Linked DNA regions of Homo sapiens: region 1 is linked to region 2. The links are chromatin contacts, found by Hi-C or POLR2A ChIA-PET in ENCODE. All regions are on one chromosome and are shown on one strand. Each heading gives the region's core, a stretch centred on a gene start or an enhancer-like site at or near the end of the contact. The rest is flanking DNA. Distances are from core to core; before and after follow the strand shown.

Region 1 (3,662 bases), core at 7-2,506, 64 kb before region 2:
TTTAAAAGTGCTACTGGCCAGGTGTGGTGGCTCACGCCTGTAATCCCAGCACTTTGGGAGGCCAAGGTGGGAGGATCACTTGAGGCCAGGAGTTTGATACCAGCCTGGCCAACGTGGTGAAATCCTGCCTTTACAAAAAATACAAAAATGAGCCGGACTTGGTGGCGCAGGCCTGTAATCCCAGCTACTCAGGAGGCTGAGGCAGGAGAATCGCTTGAATGCAGGAGGCAGAGATTTCAGTGAGCTGAGATCATACCACTGCACTCCAGCCTGGGCTACAGAGCGAGATTCTGTTTTTTTTTAAACAAACAAACAAAAAAAAGGGACTACTGACATTCTTCTGCTTCCCCCAGCCTATGCTGATTTCAGACAGTCTAATTCTCTAGACCTCGAGACAGCATTTGTCCACGAGTCTCGTTTCAGGTGTTTTGTTGAGGAGAGGTGAAGGGTTAAATATGGAGAGGACAGGGTAGAAGGAGAAAATGGACAGAGGACCTGGGCTCCTTTATCCAGCTCAACCAACATTTGTTAAGTGCTCACTCATGGCCAGCCACTGTTCAGGGTGATAAGAGATCAAAGAATAAGGCTGAAACCCTGTCCTTTGGAAGCACTGTCTAATACAGCTGTCCTTATCCTCAATTGCACATTAGAAATACATGATAGCCTTTGATACTGTTGCCAGAGCGCCACCCCAGACCACCTGATCAGAATCTCAGGGGTAGGATCTGACCAAAAAAAATCAGGCTAGTTGACTCTAATGAGTATGCAGGGAAGGTTGGTCTAAAGGCAAAGGCAATCTACGGCCATACCATCCTGGACGCACCTGATCTTATCTACAGGCAAAGGCAGTACTGGCCAGTCACAGCAATTCCACATGCTTGTGCTATGAGAGGAATGTGTAAGTCCTGGTTGGTCATGGTGGAGGAGGAAGAGATCAATTTTGCTTTGGGAAGGGAAGTTCTGTGAAAGAGTCACAGAAGAAAAGATGCTTAAGCTAAATCTCAAAGGACAAGCAGCAGTTTGTCAAGCCAGACAAAGGGGTGGGGTGGGGTGCATTCCATGCAAAGAAATCAGCCAGTGCCAAGGCATGGAGGTATGGGGGGGGGGCGGGGAGGGGGGTGGCATACCCTGTAGCTGCATGGGGGAGGGACAGGCACTGTTTTTATCTACTCAGGTTGCCATAACAAAATACCACAAGCTGGGTAGCTTAGACAACAAAATGTATTGTTTCACTGTTTTGGTGGTTGGAAGTCTTAGATCAAGGTATCAGTAGAGTTGGTTCCTTCTGAGGACTGTAAGGGGGAATCTGTTCCATGCCTCTCTCCGAGTTTCTGGTGGATTTCTGGCAATGTTTGTTGTTCCTTAACTTGCAGACCTATCACCCAACCTCTGCCTTTATATTCACATGGCATTATCCCTGTGTGTGTCTGTTCCAAATCTCCCTTTTTCACGAGGACACCAGTCATATTGGATTAAGGGCCTATCCAACTCCAGTATGACCTCACCTTAGCTAATTACATCTGCAATGGCCTTATTTCCAAATAAGGTCACATTCTGAAGTACTGGTGGTTAGGATTTCAACGTATGAATTTTGGAAGACACAATTTGACCCCTAACAGACAAATAGCAGAGAAGGAGGCTTGAGAATAAGGCATAATGTTGGACAGAGAGATCCTGCAAAAGAATTTGAATTTTGCCCTGAGGGACCTGAGAACCACTGAAAACTTTTAATATTGAGACTAACAAGAGAAACGTACTAGCTAACATTTATATGTGCCAGGCACTCCTCTAGCTTAACTTTATGTGCTTTCACTCCTTTAATCCTCAAAAGTAAAGTCCTATTACTATCTCCATTTTACAGATGAGAAAACTGGGGCAGAGAGGGGTTAAGTACTTTGTCTAAAATCATATGCCAAGTAAATAGTGCTGCCAGAATTTGAATCCATGAGTAATCTAGCTCCAAAGCCTCATTGTTGCTGCTGCCTCTGGGCCATGAACACCTCAGAGTCTCAACTGATCCCCTGCTGTGGACGACTTCCCCTCTGGGTCTCCAGCCCTTACTCCTCTCTCAAGCTGCAGTTATGCATCTCTAGTGGTCTGTTGAAATTTCCATTTCAATGTCCTTTAGCATCTCATTCTAACCAACTCTGAAACGGAACTCCTTCTTTCTCCTGAAATATGAGCTTCATTTCTGTTTTAAAACGCGGCTTTTAATGGCGAATCCTTTCCTGTCCTGTCAGTGCACGGCGGGTAATTACGGAGACCAAAGATACCTGGTGTCTTGGCTTCTTCTCTTGAGCCGTTGGGGATGGCTGTGACAACTCGAGGCATGGGCTGTCTCAAAGGGGACTGTGTGAAAGTGTTTGGAGCCAGTACACCAGGGCTGGCAGGGGTGTTGGTGTGGGAGGATGGGGAGTCTGAATTGCCATCAAAAGCATGGGCATTTAGTTCCCCCCCAAGATACATTTCAACATTTTGCTGGGCCTGGCAAAGAAGACAAGTATGCCCTCACATGGTAGTGGGGACCCCATGGGTACAAAATGATTCTGAAGCTTCCATGGAAGGTTCTTATAAAAACTGGTATTCCAGGGCTCCCTCCTTTCAATAAGTGGATCTAGTTCAAAGCCTGGTTCCCATCATTTAAGGCATTAGCCAAAAATGGCCCTTGAATGAATTGTGAAAAAGGGCACTGCACTGTGAGCTGAAAGACCCTCGTTCTAACCTTTACTCAGTTTCTTGAATATTCAGCAAGCCACTTTAGAAACACTGAGAAATAAACAGACCCTAAGTCTGTTTCTTCATCTGTAGAAAGGAGTTAGACTCATGATCTCTGAAGTTTCTTGAAGCTCCAAAATTCTATAATTGTTATGTCCTAATTGGATATCAGACCACAGATATTCAATGTCAGCTACACCTGAAATTGGCAGATCAGTCTTAAACTAGTATATTTGTGAAAATGGAGGAGTGAGTTGGGTTTTTTTTTAATGCTTATAAAAAATTCTTTTTTTGCCTCCCTTAACCCTAAAGTTGGCTTTCTTCATTGCTGTCTCCTGTCACCTGATGTTTACTGAGAGAAATATAATCAACAAAAATTGCTAAATGCAAGCAGTTTTGGCTAGATTGACTCTTGGGTAATTAAACCAAACAGTTTCTCCAAGGATATATTTGTCTTCTCTCAGCCAGTGGGGCACCAAATACAAACTTCTCCCATGGCAATGGGCCCCATTTGCCAATTCGTGCAGGTAGCAAGCTGTCTTTCTCCCTGGCAGTAAAGATTGCCCTGTTGTGGCATGAAAGAAAGGCATTGTCAGTTTTATTATTATTTTTGAAAGAAAATGTTTTGAATCATTTGTTTGATGCCTCCTCCTCAAGGGTTGGGTGGAGTGATGACTAAGTTAAGAGAGGGCCTTAACACAGGGGAAAGTAGGGGCTCCTGGGAATTATGGGAGGACCCTTTTTCTTTAACAGCAGTTACCTTGCCTGACCAATTCTAGGCAGCCAAAGGACGGTCATTTCATATTTCACTGCTTGAATGCTGGCTTTTGAGATAGAAACATAAAATCAAGGAATAATAGTCCCATGTTTCATAAAGGGAAGTATGACATTGAGAAGTGAAAAAAATGCACTTGGATTTATTGGTAAAGGAGATGAGATTTAAACCT
Region 2 (3,214 bases), core at 527-3,026:
ACACATTCTTACTAGGATGTCAGTGAATTACTTTAAACACTTGTAATTTAATATAGACAATAGGAAAGGGGTGGCACTGAACTGAGAAGATGGCATCTCTCATCTTAAAACTTTAGACATTGGACCTACTGAGTAAGAGTATGTATGTCTGGAAGTCTTTATCCTTTCGGAATTGAAATTTGGTCTACAGTTATAATTGGTGGACTGTGAAACAGGCAAAACCCTACAGAAAACAAGCAGAAGGAGAATGGAATTAACTCGACTAGATTATGAGATTAGCTTTTTTCCACCCAGGCTGATGGGGGACAAAGGAACAATGGTTGAAGCTTGAGTCTACCTGACAATTGGGGTTTGTCAGGTAAGCCCCATTCTCTTGATAACTTTTTCAGTGGGCTAGACCCAGACCCAATCATGTTAAGTATGATAGGGATCAGTGGCCCAGCTGGTGTGGAAGACAAGTGGGTCATACTGGGTTTAGGCCCACATAGCACTAAAGGTCTTCAACATGCAATTAGAAGCTCAAATGTTGACGGGAATATTGTTCACTCTAAAAAAGATGTTTCTATTAGAATTTACTTACTCTTTCATGAAAACATAGATGCTTCCTCTTTCCTGATTGTGAGAACAGTGTACCTGACTAGCTTCCCCTTTTCTTTAACTGTTAGGAAGTTCTGTCCTAGAGATAAGTTTCAAATTTATGAAACAATAATTTCAGGGATTATTATTTGCATCACTTTTCTTAATTGACTCTTTATAGTTTCCTTTTTTATAGTTTATATAGAGGTTTTATAATGATTTTAAAATTTTTATTCTCACACTATTTTATTTTATGCATTAACATTGTAAGCCAGCTCAAGTCATTTGTAAAACGTGGAGTGCTTAAAAGAAACAAAAGAAAATTAATAAATTAATTGAATTCAGAGACATCCTTTGCTTTCTTTTCAGTGGCATTTTTGAGAATTAACATATTATTATCCCCTTCATTATTCCATAACAGAATTACAAATTGCTAATTTAGACGTGGTTGTTAGTAGCTCATTACCTTGACCAAAAGTAATTTATGAGCCAATGTGGCTAAAGATACAGCACATAATAATCTTGACCTTTCATAGTTTTCAAACTGGATGACTCCTTGGAAAGAAAACAAATCTTTACTAAAGAAGTTAATCAGGTTTCACTCTAGGTTTTCTAAGCACAAAAAACACACCAAAAGCATTCACCCCAGCATCCACCCTGTTGCTGTCTTTTGCCACAGCTCCTTTGGTACTACCCCACCCAGAAGTCTGAGGTTGTTTTATCTGGGAAAGTAGCTAGTTGATTCTTTAGTCTTAAATAAAAAAGTTGGAAAAGGAAAAACAGTATCTACCCTTATTTCTGCCCCACAGGAATTACCCACCTCTCCTCATTGGAATTATGCATGAAGGGCTGCATTCCTTCAGCTTTATAGGGTATGACCCAGTGTGTTCAGAGGTTGGACAGGAAGATTTGATGGAGTAGCATTTTGTAGTAAACCGATCTAGGGCAAAAGTGTTCCACATTCCCCTAGAGCTTTTCTCTCCCATTTCCCTTCTGTGATTTCAGACACCCATTTATGTCTGCTGGGAGAATCATTAAGTCTTGAGCTCTGTGCTCCTTCCTCTTACCAGACCTGATAGTGACTTTAAGCGGGAGGGGGAGTTAGGAGAAAAGTATTTTGTTTCCTTCTTGAAGGGGGTGTGTCCCAGGCTTGTCTACCTGCACAGGCAGTAATGCGTGCCAGGAATTGCTGATGGATCAGTGAGCCTGTGTTCATGCCAGTGAGCTGCTGTGGCTCAGATACTGATACTTTCTTTCCAAACAGCATAAGAAGTGATTGAGCCACAAGTATACTGAAGGAAGGGCTCCCTCGAGTTCTGGTGTGAAGAGATAAATCACCAGGTAAGCCCAATAACTGTACTTTGATTACTAAGAACGTGTATTACGATGACCAGTACTACCTGTTAATCTGAGATTATTTTTTCTCTCCTTGAAAAAAAAATTCTGATTTCAATGTATCATTTCCTGAAGATGGTTAAATAAGGGAACAGAGTTGAAAAAGCAATGAGCAGAAACAACAGATTTCAACCCGCTTACTAACTATAATGAGGTGATTGGCTGAGGCTCAAGCTCCAGATTTTCTGACTGAAAGCACACTCTTCCCTCTGTGATAACACAGGAACCCCATTGTTCTGATGTGCCAGGGAGGTAGATTGCCTAGAATAAAAAGGGCTCCACCAAAGATACTTGTTAAAGTATCAGTCATATGGTTTTCACTAATTCATAATACGTTAACCCTTGCAATCTCTTAAAATAAAATTATGCTTGAGAGAATTAAGCTTATTTTTCCTTTAGGGTGAATTAGTTTAAGCTTTGCCTGGATCCATATATATCCAGGAAGTACTTCTCAATTTAACTCCTTCCCAGGACTCCAAAAAACCCTAGAATTGACTAACCATTTCTCCTGCTACTTCCCCAAATAAATATAAAATGTCACACTGTATTTTCTTAGTAGAGGCCTTGAAAATATATAATTTTTCTTTTCTCTTTTCTTTGTTTTCATGAAAAATCCATTTATGTAAACCTGATAGCCTATGTAATGTACCATGCCAGAGACTACATGAAGGAAAAATACCGAAGGAGATATAGAAAGAAGGTCAAGGTGGGAGAGGTGTGGAGAAGTGATGACCTTGGCTTTTTCATGCTGAGATCCATTAAGCTCAACTTGATAATAGCATTCATGGGCTGGAAATTACAAACAGAGGCAAGAATAACAAAAAATAAATAAAAGTACATTCTTTAATATGTTAGAATATTAACACAAGCCTTTTATTATGCTCTGTTGTCATTAAGAAAACACCACTCATTATCTAACCATAACCCAAATTGACAACAGTGTTCTAATAATGGTCCCATAATACTTTATTCAACCTTTGACAAGTAGTAAAACATTGAGCAAATTATTTAGTTGTCTTATCCTGGTTATTTCATTTGTAAAATGGTGCCAATAAGCGTTAAGATTGGAAATAGGAGTGTATGCCTGTGGAGTCTGACAAGCTCAACTTGCAAACTCACCTTTTGTGCACAACCCCAAGCTGATGTGAATTATTGTTGGATGCCTTGTATGTCTTTCTTCTCCAAAAGTAGAGTAAATTTCTTAAAAAACAGGGACAGTGTCCCAATAACAGGGTCTGTCTGT

The links. A loop is a pair of places that touch in the nucleus more often than their neighbours do. ChIA-PET counts read pairs that join two places held with the same protein, here RNA polymerase II (POLR2A). Pooled maps may share reads with other maps.
Region 1: a loop to region 2 is called in a pooled map, with 5 times the contacts of the local background. The contact joins the enhancer-like site here to the promoter of ADGRF1 in region 2. A Hi-C loop is called at or near these places in 4 of 168 maps with a recorded cell type or tissue (HepG2, PC-3, PC-9 and 1 more) and 2 of 50 pooled maps. POLR2A ChIA-PET finds 5 or more read pairs at or near these places in 3 of 52 experiments (OCI-LY7, PC-9 and activated T-cell).

What each region holds. Positions count from the first base shown.
Region 1 is chr6:47,104,310-47,107,971 of GRCh38, reverse strand. No RefSeq gene overlaps it. Among named protein-coding and RNA genes, the nearest start is that of ADGRF1, 64 kb to the right of the region's middle. Within about 2 kb of position 1,256, at least 2 of the 41 ENCODE cell types and tissues checked have a DNase peak (open chromatin) inside an H3K27ac peak, as active enhancers do; they include PC-9 and mammary epithelial cell, where a contact is called at or near this core.
Region 2 is chr6:47,040,894-47,044,107 of GRCh38, reverse strand. ADGRF1 (adhesion G protein-coupled receptor F1) reads left to right here and starts at 1,776. Exons shown (of 15, transcript NM_153840.4): 1 at 1,776-1,917.